Regions from separate parts of the Homo sapiens genome. Here regions 1 and 3 are each linked to region 2. Evidence: chromatin contacts called from ENCODE Hi-C or POLR2A ChIA-PET data. All regions are on one chromosome and are shown on one strand. The core of a region is the stretch at or near the end of the contact, and the rest is flanking DNA. Distances in the headings are between cores, read along the strand shown. Region 1 overlaps ARHGAP12 (Rho GTPase activating protein 12). Region 2 has its middle 39 kb from the start of MACORIS. Region 3 holds the start of MACORIS (macrophage enriched lincRNA repressor of IFN-gamma signaling).

Region 1 (4,650 bases), core at 252-2,751, 63 kb before region 2:
GTATAAGATCCGAGGAGATTGTGTTTACTTACTAAGTTTCTTCTGTCCTAAAAATCAGATGACATTTTAAATGGTTAAGTCAACCACAAATGTCTCACGAGATAAAAATTTTTATGTCATTTTCTGTAAAATAGGACAAACTAATTTCTATTGTGATTAATTTAAACATAGCTATAATATTTATACTAGTTTTATATACATTAGTATATTGTAATCACATTAACTTATCTCTGTATATCATGAAAGAGATTTTGTACAATTAAAACACATAATTCAATTTGTAATTTCTGCCAGTTACAGATCTCTTGTCCCACTGACTCTTCTTGTCAACATGGCAATAGGGATACTACACTATTGTCTTAATTTGAAGCTAAATGAATAGTACATTCAATAATGTGCTTTAGTAAATTTGTACATTATTATCATTTAATGAATACCTGAAATTTCGGGGCTTAATTGTATGAATTTCAGATGATTCTGTTTCACATATAAAAGAAAATAATAAATTATAGCAAATTATGTATTGTTTTTATAGAACCATTAATTTAGTGGTTATATTAAGTTTACTTATTACAAACACTTAATATGACAGATGCCTTCAATAAAGTTTTTACAATATGTGCATTTACATTATAAAATGGTATGCAAAATATGCATGGGCTGATTTTACCTGCTGACTTCCTTTAATTTTGAATTATCCCCAGATGTTTTCAGAAATTTGAAATTGTTAGTGTTTTAAGATTAATGAAACCATTTCCTTGAGCTGATTCACAGTCTATATGATGAGCAGAGTAGAATTACTGCTGTTTATTAAACAGAATTCAGAGCGAATCTCCATCTCTCTCCCCTGCCAAGCATCTACCAGAAGCCATTTAGAGAAAAAGAATATTTGCCCATTTGATTTTAGGCTAATGCAAATGAGTGGGAATTCTGACACATGCAAACGTGTTCAGAAGAGGCAAAGAAGTACTTTAAACACACACACACACAAATTATTATTGTCTCTTAGGTTTGGATATTGATGGGATATACAGAGTAAGTGGCAACCTCGCAGTGATCCAGAAACTAAGGTTTGCAGTCAATCATGGTAAGATTATATTTACTGTTGTTATTCAGATGCATCACTCATAACTTTTTGAACTGGCTTAAAGTAATTTTTTAAAATGTCCAATTCCTGCTGTTTTTCAGATGAGAAATTGGACTTGAATGACAGTAAATGGGAAGATATTCATGTCATTACTGGAGCCCTCAAAATGTTTTTTCGAGAATTACCAGAACCTCTTTTTACATTTAATCATTTTAATGATTTTGTTAATGCAATTAGTAAGTATGTAATTCTACTCAGTTTTTTCTAGATATTGAAAATTCTTTGCACAGATTAAGCCACCCAATTTTTTTTATCTTACTTTAAGCAAGTATTTTCAACAGATTGTTTTACTCCAAACATTTTAAATGTGACCACCAGATGTCACTGTGTATTACCAAATATCAGCTTCCAAACTGTGACATTGCTTTCAGTTTCATAAGAATTTGCTGTAAAATATCTGGTTATTATCTTTTTTCAGAGCAAGAACCAAGACAGCGAGTCGCTGCTGTTAAGGACCTAATCAGACAGTTGCCAAAGCCAAACCAAGACACAATGCAGATTCTTTTCCGACATCTCAGAAGGTAGGAGGACTGCCCAGTCATGGGATGTGGTATAGCACAAGGGGAAGCGGGAAGGCCTGTGGGGCCAGGGTCACTCAGACTCAGATTTGGATCCCAGCTATGCTACTTGCTGTCTTTGTAACTTGAAAAAGTTACTCAACTCCTTTTAGTATCAGTCTGTCATGGGTAAATGATTTGCTATGAAGAATACAGTAAAGTAGGTATTATATGTGAAGTATTTATGTAATGCTTAGCACATAGTAGGTGTTCAGAAATTGTTGCTAAGGTTAATATGAAGATGAGATTGGATATTAATTGAGGTGTATTAAGTTACCGTCATGGTTCTAGGTTACTACATAGCCACTTTAATAACCAAGTTCTTTCATCTGATAGAAAGTACACTAGAATACTAAAACAAAAAATCCCAGCTAGAGAGAGTTTTTTTTTTTTAAAGAAATTACATAAAATGAGTAAAATGGAAAGTTTAATCTCCACACCCTAATGAGATTTTTTTCCCATCAACTTAATGGAGCAGTCACTGTTACCTGAATTGTAACTCATACTTAAATGTTCTATTTTAAAAACTAAGCTAAAATATCACACATTTTAAGTTTGTTAGAGTATGCTTAATTGTATCTTTCAGCTGTGTTTATCAAAAAGAAAGCTTCACATGGCATTTAGACAGAATTCTACTTGGTTAAATAGTTTATGCATCACCTTAGGAAAATAAGTATTACTTCTCTTTTTAAAATGCAAACTGTTAGGTTTATAATACCATTTGAAGAATTTTCCCTCTCTCTTATTTTCTCTTTTAACAACTTCTTTTTTTCCCTTCAGAGTTATAGAAAATGGAGAGAAAAATCGAATGACCTATCAGAGTATAGCAATTGTTTTTGGTCCCACTCTATTAAAACCAGAAAAAGAGACTGGTAATATAGCAGTTCATACTGTGTACCAGAATCAGATTGTAGAATTAATTCTTCTGGAACTGAGTTCCATCTTCGGACGTTGATTCTTACTGAAGACAACCTGTGGAATAGAAGCTGGATTCCATCAGATTTCAAATGTTTATACACAATGTATTTTATTTTTTGGACCAAGCAGTGACTCTTTGATTTTGCACTTTTTTTTTGAGGGATCAGAAGGGAAGGGGAGAGTCGAGATGTGTGTTAGGCCCTCATATTTGCTGCTTTGTTGCAAGTTGATATAACTGCGTGTAATTATGAATTCATTTTATCCTGAATGTTTGCATTTCATACTCTGAATTTCAGTAAAAATCAAAACTTAAAATTCTAACCAGTCATATACACTGGATAATTTGGTAAGAAAACTGTATTTTTTTTCCCTGAAATTGGATAATGTACTTTCTTCTCAAGATTCATGACTTGATAGAACAATACTTTCAGTTATGTTGCAAAGGCTCTTGGGCATTTTAAACAAAATGAAGTATATCCATTTTGAAACCTGTGTATTTCTTTTTCGGGGTTTCTGCATGCAGTGGCAGTCTTAAGTGCCAAAATTCATTATAACCCCAAAATAACCCCTTGATGAAGGCTTGCTGTCTTTTACTGTGTTACACAGCATCCTTACTGGATATCTTAGTTGCTTGTTTGGGCAGCACACTAATATTACTTAAAACACTGTGATATACTGGAGTTTTAGTTAGCGGAAGTCAGTTCAGGGCATTTTAGGGCTGTCTTGCTATACTGAATTGTAGCTAACAATCCTAATTATATCTAGTACCATACTGAGTTATTGGTATGACCCTGTGGAAACACACATTATTTTATGTAAATATAGGCTAAAGACTTAATGTCCTTTAGCTTGTGTATATAATTGTGTTGTATAGTCTCAGAGTACATTCTAACCCTACATTTCTAATCATTGTTATTGGTAATCTTTTCTGTGAATATTAGGTTTCCTCCAGAAATAGTCCGTTATTTGGGAAAGTTAACTGTGTGCACTTTTAGATATTAACTACATTTACAGGCAAATCACTGTAATGAGAATGGTACTGGAAAAATACTGAATAGACTTGCTAAATGGCACATGCACTACAAGAGGAACCTTTTGGGTTATTTAATATGTACAGAAAACATTAGAAAAAATTTATTACAGAATTCTAATTCCAGTATGAATAGTGGAAACCCATCTGTAAATTAGATGGATGTTGGATGGAAAATGACATTGCTAAATTTGAGAATTTCTTTTTACCTACTAATGTAGATTGCTTTGTATAATAAAACACAGGGTTTGGAAGGTTTTGTTACAGGGAGCATGGTCTGTTGAAGATTTTTAAAATGTATTTTTCTAGATTAACTTCTGTACATGAAATGTCTAATAAAACTATAAGAGGTTTAGAGATTTTTCCATTGGAAATGTGCATTTTGGTTTCTAATTTTTTTGTTTTTTCATTTACTGGCATACTGTTATACCTCATTTTTAAAAATCAACTGAATCCAATATTTCCTGTGGCAAATAACACTTTCCTCATTTCATACCTTTTCTCCTCTCTTCCATGCCAACATTTCTCCACCCACAACGTACACTTTTTATTTCTCCATCAATATTTGAAAGCGAGTGATTTGTGACCAGGATTTTTTTTTCTTAGGGTTGCATTTATAATTTACAGATTGCCTTCCTTGGGAACAAGTATTTTTTTGTATGATCTGTCTAAAAACCTCTCACCTGAATTTTGTGGTAGAAAGTCTGTATTTGTTGTTGTGAGCGTGTTAAATTGATAACAAACCAAACTACTTGATAGCTAAAGCAGATTGTTTCGGGTGGGGAGAAAAAGCCCTAAATCAGAATGTTTATATTTGCCTAAAGATGTCCTTAATAATACAATATGCTTTAGATCTTGCTTATTTAGTGATTGTATACCAGGAAAACAATTAGACTCAAATCAGTGATGTTCTTGTTCTTGGTGTTCATGAACATATATCAAAGATTAAAATTGTCCTGTGTTTCTTGTTTCAAGGTACGTGTGTGTGTGTGTGTGTG
Region 2 (4,961 bases), core at 1,832-4,331:
CCGAGTAGCTGGAATTACAGGCGCACGCCACCACGCCCGGCTAATTTTTGTATTTTTAGTAGAGATGGGGTTTTACCATGTTGGCCAGGCTGGTCTCAAACTCCTGACCTCAGGTGATCCGCCTGTCTTGGCCTCCCAAAGTGCTGGGATTACAGGCACGAGCCACCATGCCCGGCCTAGCTAGTGCTTTTTAATGACCAAACATCTTTTTATTTTATGTTTTAATGACCGTGGTATATCTGCTCAATACATTAATTTCAATCGACTTATTCTGCTCTTAGAAGTCCACTTGCCAATAAAGACAAGGGAAAAGGAAAAAAGAATTTGAGGAAAGCATAGGAAAGTTATATGACCATTTATCAAGATGAGAGGACCAGCAGCCAATTTTTAAAAAAATGTGTTACTTTTAATGGTTTTTTTTTTAGAGCAATTTTTTATCTCTTTTAATCATCTCTATTGCCCATCTCTGAATCCCTTCCAGTTTTCAATGTTTTTAAGAACGATGTGGCTGGGCACAGTGGCTCACGCCTGTAAACCCAGTGCTTTGGGAGGCCAAGGCAGGTGGATCACCTGAGATCGGGAGTTCGAGACCAGCCTGACCAACATGGAGAAATCCCGTCTCTACTAAAAATACCAAATTAGCCGGGCATGGTGGTGCATGCCTGTAGTCCCAGCTACTTGGGAGGCTGAGGCAGGAGAATTGCTTGAACCTGGGATGCAGAGGTTGCAGTGAGCCGGGATCGCGCCAGCCTGGGCAACAAAAGCGAAACTCCGTTTCAAAAAAAAAAAAAAAAAAAAGGGATGTTAAGCAAAACGACCCATTATTCTAATCAGGGTTTGAGTTGCTACATTGTATCAGAGAAGAACTACTTTCCAATCTCTGTAAGTCACACAAGTATACTTTGTTATAGTCCAGTTATCAGCTCACTTTGTTTCTTTGCTTCTAACAACACTAACTTGATATTTCATATTGAGGTTGTGGTCAGCCAGGGCCCCTGAATTTTTGTTTTTGTTTTCTGTTTTCTATGCCAGTGCCTGACTATCAAGTATCTTGATATTAGTATGGGCTCCCTGCCATTTCATTTAGAACTTTGTAATTGAGGCATAATAAACATGTATATAAGATAACACGTAATTATACAACTTGATACGTTTTCACAAGAAGAAAATGTCTGTGTAACCACCATTCAGATTAAGCAACTTTATATTATCAACAGCCCAGAAGCCCCTCTGCTGTCCTCCTTTACCATCCTTGCCCCACCCTGAGGAGGTTAACCACTATCCCGATTGCTAACACCATAGATTAATTTTGCATATTTTTCTTCTTTAAAATAATTCAATCACATAGTGTGTACTATTTAGTGTCTGGTTCATTCACATTGCCATTCATTTCTACTTTCTTTTCTTATACTTAGCCTTTTCATAAGCAGGCCTAGAAGGATCTAGGGGTCTGAGAACCAAGGTGTTTCAACTCCAGACCCATCTGTTTTGACTATGGCTAAGTAGCACAGTACCTATGACATGCCAGATCTCTGAATTAGAATTTTACTTGAACCATTTACTGGTTATGTTGTTCCTTTCACCCTTTGAAATCAACTACCTCCATCCTAGGTCAATTCATATTCTTATATCAGGGTAACCTTAGAAGAGTGTGTGTGTGTGTGTGTGTGTGTGTGTGTGTGTGTGTCACTGCTTTAGCCCCATGGGAAATTATTTCTGCTATTATGAGGGAAATGATTGTTGAGAGTTGTGGTTATGTTAGGGAAGTCTTTATTTCAGGTGTTCAATTCAGCATTTAATTCCTAGTTGTCGTTGCTGCCAATACGTTATAGGAGTGGCAGGTCTCAGAGGCAGGGGAATTATGTGTGTGCAATGCCTCAGAGCAGTGTTTCCTGACCTTTTCCGTAAGTGCCACGGTAAAACATGATCATATTTATATGGCAAACTGGCATAAGTGGAAGAGATATTTTTGTAGTAGTAGCTGATAACACATAAGACAATGTTCTACAGCTACTCAAATCTTTATATTTATGTATTTACTTATAGATAAATATTATATGTAACATAATAGAAGTATATTATATGTAACATATATATGTATATTATATATACATATACATATAATATTATATGTAACATAATAGAAGTGTATTCAAATATATTTGCAAATATAGTTAACAGATATTTGTATTTAAGGAATGCAAGCTTTTTCTTTTCTTTGTGTCATATGCAATGTTGGACTTTTGTGTGCATGCCTACATGAATAGAATTTCAAATCCAAACTAATTTATTTTGCATCAATTATTTCAGAATAAAGAAGTTCTCGTTTTCAGAATACACACACATTGTTAGAGCGGTGCTTCAGCAACTATCTTGGATGTCACCAAAGGGGCACATCACTCAAAATCACAACAGAAATCTCCCATCTGTGTGAAGACAGAGGTAGAGCTGGGCCTGCCAGAAGCCCCTGCCTGCTCCTGACTGGTCTTTGGGCTGTGGGCCATGCTCCCTGGGCACGTGGAACACAAGGTCCTCTAGCTGCTTGTGGGCTTCTTGTCCATGTACAGCAGCTGCAGACTTTGTGGCTGGCTGCTGAAGCCCATGGCCAGGTGGCGGAGGCAGAGCAACAGGTGGGGGCGGCTGCACATGGTGCGTGCCGCCTGCAGGACCCTGGACCATGCCTGCAGACCCCATGCTCCCTGGCTGCCCTCCCAGGAGCATTAAGTGAGGCTCCCCCAGCTGCTCGAGGCCCTGCTCAGCTGCCCTGAAGGATGAGGGGATCATCTTGCATGGCATGCCTGCAACTCATTTGCAGCTTTCTAGTTTGCTCACCATTCAAAACTTTGCTCCTAAGATGCTTTAGTGACTGAGACCAAATGCTCTAGAACCTTCCATGAAGCAAGCTCATATGTGCGCCAGTTGAGACTAGGAGAGCTTTGTTGGATGACTTCCTGATTATCTAGTCAGAAGGCTGATGAAAAGGTGTCTGTATGAGTGTGGGGCTAAAGACATTTACACAGGATGCAGAAAGGTGACTCAGAGATCCAGGAAATATGAATCAGGCCTGCTGAGAACCCGTGAGGATTGGCAGTAGTCTGAGAGAAGAGTTTCATTCTAAATTCAGCTGGACCACGTCAGGCTGTATCAGAGAGGTTTGTCATAGGCAATTCAAATACAGCAACTGAGAAGAGTTTTTAAAACATTTAATTCTGTTTTTTAGAGACAAGGTCTTGCTCTGTTGCTCAGGCTGGAGTGCAGTGGTGTGATCATAGCTCATTGCACCCCTCAAACTCCTGGACTCAAGAGATCCTCCTGCCTCAGCCTCCCAAGTAGCTGGGACTCCAGGTGTGTACCACCATGCCCAGCTAATTTTTAAGTTTTTTGGTAGAGAAGGGGTCTTGCTGCATTGCCCAGGCTGGTCTTGAACTCCTTACCTCAAGTGATCCATCTAGCTCGGCCTCCCAAAGTGCTGGGATTACAGGCATGAACCACCATGCCTGGCCCAGCAGAGTTTAATAAAGAAATTATTGACAAGAGTTTACAGAGTTAAGAAAAGTCAAAAATAGTTAAGGAAACACCACAGGAGGAGGGAGCCATTATTCCCTCTAGGCTTGAAGAGAAGGAGCAAGGGGAGGGAGCAGGTATCAGAACCTGGGGAAAGAAACCCTGTGAGGTGGGAGCTGTAATCTTTGGTACAGTGTTGAGGCCACTGGCAACCTCCAATCCAGTGGGAAGGAGCAGGTGGAAAAAATGCTACAACTCACTCTCCTCCTGCCTCCAGTCTCCTGCCAGTGCCTTCCTCTGGCTAAACCCACGTAGCTGCTGAAGACCATGGCACCCATTGGTGCAGTCCACAAAGGCCTGCCTGTGGGACATAGAGTAGAGAGTGGAAAAAAGAGACACCCTGCACTTCACCATCCACAGAATGATGGCAGGTCGCTAACATCATGCTCTCATCTCAAATCTAAAGTGTTAGCCATGATGCTCTTCATGGGAGGTTTTGGGGTGAAAGTGAAGAAAGAACATCAAGTAATTAACATAGAAGCTGCTACATGCTATACCTGCTTCTGAGGCCCAAGTTAGTAATAGTGGCTTCGTCCCCTTACTGCCTATTACCTATTTTCCTATTCTCTGATAGTGCCTCAACCGAGCTGGGTTCGTTATCTTTATTCCTTCACGATCAGCATCCTTGGTGGTCCTGTTGTTATTGGGTTGCCTCGATTTTCCACTGAACAGTGAATTAAGAGAATACTAAGCACTGGCCTGTAAATTCCTGGACTCTGCATAAAGTCTTCCCTGCCCTCATTGTATAGTGAGTGGCAAGCAAATTCCTCCTTTGTAATCATATCAGATACCTTGGCCAGCAGTGCGAGCCCCATTTCTGCCTGTTGGATCAGTAGAAAGAGAGCCTGAAATGGTTAGAAGGCAGTCTCAGCTTCCCATTTAACAGAACCTTGGTTGTGTTCCCTTGTTCTTCCCTTGTGCACAAAGACCTGCAAACCCACTGAGCTCAAGTTTGCAAGGATCAGAAGCAAACACCTCCTAAGAGGATGCAACAGGTTTGGTGTAGTGGCTTATGCCTGTAATCCCAGCACTTTGGGAGGCTGAGGCAGGAGAATCACTTGATGCCAGGAGTTTGAGACCAGCCAGGGCAATGTGGCAAGACCTCCCATCTCTACAAAACATACAGAAAATTAGTCGGGTGTGGTGGTGTGTGCCTATAGTCCCAGGTACCTGGGAGGCTGAGGTGGGAGGATCACCTGGGCCTGGGAAGTTGAGGTTGCAGTGAGCTGTGATCGTGCCACTGCACCACTGCATTCCAGTCTGGGTGACACAGTGAGACTCTGTCTCAAAAAATAAAAAATAAAAATAAACCCTGTGCTGCACCTTTTTTTTTAATCTTAAGATGAGTTTTCTGATCACAGGCAATGTGATCTATAGTGATGAATAGGGCATTCTAT
Region 3 (4,320 bases), core at 1,506-4,005, 38 kb after region 2:
CCATGTTTCTGGAAGAATAATTTTATCTTTGTAGCCGCTTTGGATCATTTCAATTTGATTTCAATATAATTTTTGCTTACAGACTGGGGATAAGGATAAGACATGTTATAGAATACTATTTTGTAGACCAATTAACTGTTTCTACTCTAGAAGGGGATCATCTGTTTTAAGTGAACAAAAAAGAATTTCCATCCAATAGTTAAAAAGTTTTTTTATTCTTTGGGGTCTGAGGAGAGAAAATTTTAAATAGACTACTTTAGCTTTTTTTCACCTCTGGAAATAGAGGAAGTTGTCTTTTATAAACCTCTGGCTGGCTAGGTTAAACATGTAAGGCCTAGAAGAAGATGGTTTCTGCTATAGCCTTGCTTAGGGTGGGAAAAGGATTTTGAGCAGTGGATCTGTCACTGTCTGTAAGAAGGGATGAAGGAGAATACCATCTGCTTGGACTTTTTGACAGAAAGCCAAGGATAAGTAAATGTTGCAGATCTGAGGTCCTATCTTCTGATGGACTCACAGAAGCTAGTGGGGATAGTGGGCCTGGAATTCCAACCTCAAGGCCCAGGACTCTGCTGCATTTTGCAGCTGGAGTGGGAGTTGGCAGAACTCAATTTCTTTGCTGAGAGCAAGTAGCAGTTCAGACAAGAAAAAGGACCTGGATTTCCTCAAGTCTGTAGCAGAGTCAGCTTTTTCTGGATTAAATTGATCCCCTTTCTCCCCATTCCCTACCTCCACATGGCCTTCAGACAGGCATGGTTGCTGACCTTCCTTACCCTCCTCAACCCCTCTACCCTGTGGACCTAGGGTCACTTGGGTATTATATTATACATAAACCTAATAGACAGCCAGCACAGGAGCCTGCACCAATTTAGAGCTCACAGTCATAGCATGACCATATGTCCCAGTTTGCCTGGGACAGTCACCATCTACACCTGTCGTTCTGGCATCGTTATTAATAGCTCTCCTTTTCACTCTCATCGGTGTCCAGGTTTAGACAATAAATTATATGGTTACTCTAACTTTTCATCTGAGACAAGGCACATTCTTTGGTTTATACTGACACCTGTAGGCATACAAAATGGCTTGGGAGAAATGGAAAAGTGGAAGGCTCTCCCTTTCCTCAGTCTCTGGGATTGCCTCCAGACTCTGCTGAGAACCCCAATTATTTGGTGTGATTCTAGAAAGGGGCAATGGAGGGGGAAGATTTCTCCTTGAGGCTGCTACACACTCTGCCACCATAAATGTCCAGGGTTCTACAAACACTTAATACTCCAGAAAGGATGTTTTGACCACTCCTGTTGGTGACAGGAGTCACCATCAGTTTCAGGTCAAACTATGAGACCCCATGGCTGCGTGAGCTTTGTAGATGTTCTCTGGATGGGAGATACAGCCATGCATGGCCCGCCCTTGGGGATCAGCAGTTGTCTGCAAAATGCAGGAAAAGCATCATGTGGACGACATAGGACTACGAGCCAGGGGATTTTCACAGCTGGAGAGGCTTACAAGGAGGCTCGAGCTGGTCAGTTTCAAGGTTTCTGGGCCTGCGTGTTGGAAATTAGGTCACCCTTAGTCTGCCTTGACAAAGAAGACACAGGACATTGGAGGGTGATGTGAGATGCAGTACACGAGGGTCTTACCCTCTCATCTCCCCCGGGTTCCATCACGACACCTGGACTCCAATCTGAACATCAGAAACAATACAAAGCACTTTTAAAAAATTAAATTCAGAGGTCGGGACAGCTTGGGCAGGACTAATTTGTGTGCTTGGCTGTCACAGTGATGGATTTGAGACAGATTAACCCTTGGGCTCCTGGGCCCAGCAGCCTGGGATTGGGTGGGGGGGTGCATTTTCCCTGCATGAAATTACCTTTGTGTAGGGCCCTCTGTCCCAGCAGATGCTGCTCCCTTCTGTTCCCTCACACCCCTGGGCCAACTGTTGTAAACCCCAGAAGAGTGAAAAGAAGCAATTGCCAAGATAAGAAAGCAGGCTTGCAACTGTGTTTGTCCTACTCCGAGTCATTCGGGGTAGGAAAGGGAAACACAGGATGTCTGACTTCCAGGTATTCTTGTAGGTTTTTACGGGGGCTTTTGTTTTTGTCTTTTCTTATTCTTATATTTTTTTAAGACAGCCCTGTGTGGTGAAGTCTCTAGTAAGATAGAAACCTAGGGCTTCACCAGTTCCCTCTGAAAAGGGTTTGAACTGGATTCTCTCAGACTCCCTGTGAGAAAATCCCAGCCATGCCCCCTGACCCTTGTCTTGGGGCTGTGGGGGCTGGGCTGGCTGCCTTCTGGCTGACACTCTCGGAGCAAGCAGACCATAATGAGTCAATTCTCTGCTGTCTGCTATTTAAAACAACGGGTTCCTTCCTGTTTCCTACGCGCTGACTGAGGCGTCTTCTGTGTTAGAAAAAAAAAAGAAACTCAGGAATAAAGTGCCTCCTCTCACAATGAATGGGCTACACATTTCGGCCCGCAGTGACACAAAAGCTCCTAACTGTTTCATCTGTACAGATGGCTCTCATTTGGTGTTGGTGGCATGACTCTGTGAGGTAATTTCCCACATACTTGGTCCATTTAACTGGAGGAGGGTAAAAACCTCCTCTAAGCCAAGTTAGAATCCTCCAAGAAATAGAATTGCTCTTAGCCCTGAGTGTGAAATTTTTGCAGAAGTCCCTGAATTGCAGATGTTCCCTCCAAGAGGGAAGGAGGGAGAGTGCGCAATCTCCCTGGTCTGAAGTGAGAACGGCCTATGCTCTCACTCTTTGTTCCCCTCCCCAGGGAAATCCAGTTACCCACTGGGAGTGAGCTGCCCCCTAACCCCGCATGACCCTGTTCCCCGGGAGGGGCAGCCTGGGGAGTGACAGGCATGACCTCGATGGTGGGCCAGGGGCCTCCTCAGGTGAGTCTTGACCTAACTTTGGCTCTTTCTCTATTTCTCAAACTAAGTGGGAGGGATGTTCAGAGGGAAGCCAGGTTCCCTTGGTTATGCAACACTTGAGTTGCAAATTTCAGTAGCAATATAGAAGGCAAAGCAGTTCTGGCTTTCTTAGCGACACCACCCAGCTTCCGGGTCCAGAGGGACACTAAGATGATTATCTCTCTGTGTGCACAGCTCGGTGACGCTGGGGGCCCAGGCTTCCTGGGGGAGACAGACCAGCCTTAAGAATGCTCAGGAATTGCTGGGACGTTGGTTCATTCACTCATGCAGCAAATGTACTGGTCCCTGGCACCAGCTGCAGATGCAGAAGATGAGCACGTCATGGCTCCCTCCTGCAAGAGCTGTCAGTTTTTGGATGGTGGGAATGTAAGAGACACATCAGGGAAGCAGGTTTCATGGAGGAGGTGCTGTTGGGCCAGGTCCTGAAGAGAAGGGCTAGGACTATGTTAGGCTGAAAGGGAGGATGACATTCCCAACAGAGGGAATAATAGGAGGAAAAGCACAGAAGACATATACATGTGGTATGTTTAATAAATGTAACAAGCATCAGTGTCATGTCTCAAGTGCAAATGTTGGCACTCTGTCAGGGACTGCACGTGTGAATAACTAGATGGGCGTGGCCAGAGTATGGTGTATATGTATGTGTGTGTGTGTGTGTGTACATGTGTGTGTATGCGTGTAGCAGGAGGCCTGTGAAGGGGTATAGGACCAGAGGCTTGAAAAGACATGCTAGAATCAGACTGAGAAAAGTCTGTTAGCAAAAGGAAGCCCAAAAAGAAGCTTTAAAAAGCTCAAGATCTACAAGAGTTGGTTGGTTCGAATGAGATAATCAGGCTTGTATCTTCAAGTGCTCATCCTGGATAACATCTGGGGAAGGGGTTGGGAGGGTGCAGTGGGCAGGAGGCTAAGGACTAAGTAGGAGTACTGGAGATGGGGACACCCCCTTTGTGCTTGGGGGTGGCATGGGGAAGGGGAGGAGGCCCCCGCTGGAGTGGCAGGAACGATATTGGAGCACTTACTGAGGTGCTGAACTTTGGAGCAGCTCATCCAGGGAAAGAAAGTGAGTTCATTGTTGTGAATTTGGGCTTCCAGAGGGACAGCAGGACCAAGCCCATATTGCAGGGCTGTCAGGCTTTGCAAACCCACGGATAGGCATGTAGAACCCCCGAGACAGGGAAAGATCCTGCATGAATGAGAGGAAGGCCAGGAAGGAAGCGGAGATGGAAGAGATCAGTGCCTAGGGCCCAGCAGGAAAACAGGTGGCCAACCAGAGAGCTGGAATGGGGAGCAGAGGGATGGGGGAGCCTGGGGTCTGCAGCAGTGAGAGGTGGGCACAGAGCCAGCCTGGGGGGTGAATGGCACAGGACACTAGAGAGGCAGGACGG

Evidence for each region. A loop is a pair of places that touch in the nucleus more often than their neighbours do. ChIA-PET counts read pairs that join two places held with the same protein, here RNA polymerase II (POLR2A). Pooled maps may share reads with other maps.
Region 1: a pooled map shows a loop between it and region 2 (7-fold over the local background). The contact joins two enhancer-like sites. A Hi-C loop is called at or near these places in 1 of 168 maps with a recorded cell type or tissue (B cell) and 4 of 50 pooled maps. POLR2A ChIA-PET finds 5 or more read pairs at or near these places in 5 of 52 experiments (OCI-LY7, Panc1, activated CD4-positive, alpha-beta T cell and 2 more).
Region 3: a map of heart left ventricle shows a loop between it and region 2 (2.2-fold over the local background). The contact joins the promoter of MACORIS here to the enhancer-like site in region 2. A Hi-C loop is called at or near these places in 42 of 168 maps with a recorded cell type or tissue (CD14-positive monocyte, Right ventricle myocardium inferior, Right ventricle myocardium superior and 23 more), 5 of 37 single-sample maps with no recorded cell type and 23 of 50 pooled maps. POLR2A ChIA-PET finds 5 or more read pairs at or near these places in 8 of 52 experiments (A549, GM12878, PC-9 and 4 more).

The regions. Positions count from the first base shown.
Region 1 is chr10:31,805,667-31,810,316 of GRCh38, reverse strand. It overlaps ARHGAP12 (Rho GTPase activating protein 12), which reads left to right. Exons shown (of 20, transcript NM_018287.7): 17 at 1,010-1,087; 18 at 1,189-1,323; 19 at 1,566-1,668; 20 at 2,485-4,650. The coding sequence ends at 2,659. Among named protein-coding and RNA genes, the nearest start is that of MACORIS, 100 kb to the right of the region's middle. Within about 2 kb of position 1,501, at least 16 of the 41 ENCODE cell types and tissues checked have a DNase peak (open chromatin) inside an H3K27ac peak, as active enhancers do.
Region 2 is chr10:31,743,856-31,748,816 of GRCh38, reverse strand. No RefSeq gene overlaps it. Among named protein-coding and RNA genes, the nearest start is that of MACORIS, 39 kb to the right of the region's middle. Within about 2 kb of position 3,081, at least 5 of the 41 ENCODE cell types and tissues checked have a DNase peak (open chromatin) inside an H3K27ac peak, as active enhancers do; they include endothelial cell of umbilical vein and heart left ventricle, where a contact is called at or near this core.
Region 3 is chr10:31,705,882-31,710,201 of GRCh38, reverse strand. MACORIS (macrophage enriched lincRNA repressor of IFN-gamma signaling) reads left to right here and starts at 2,755. Exons shown (of 2, transcript NR_184023.1): 1 at 2,755-2,896. RefSeq lists an enhancer at 2,317-2,506.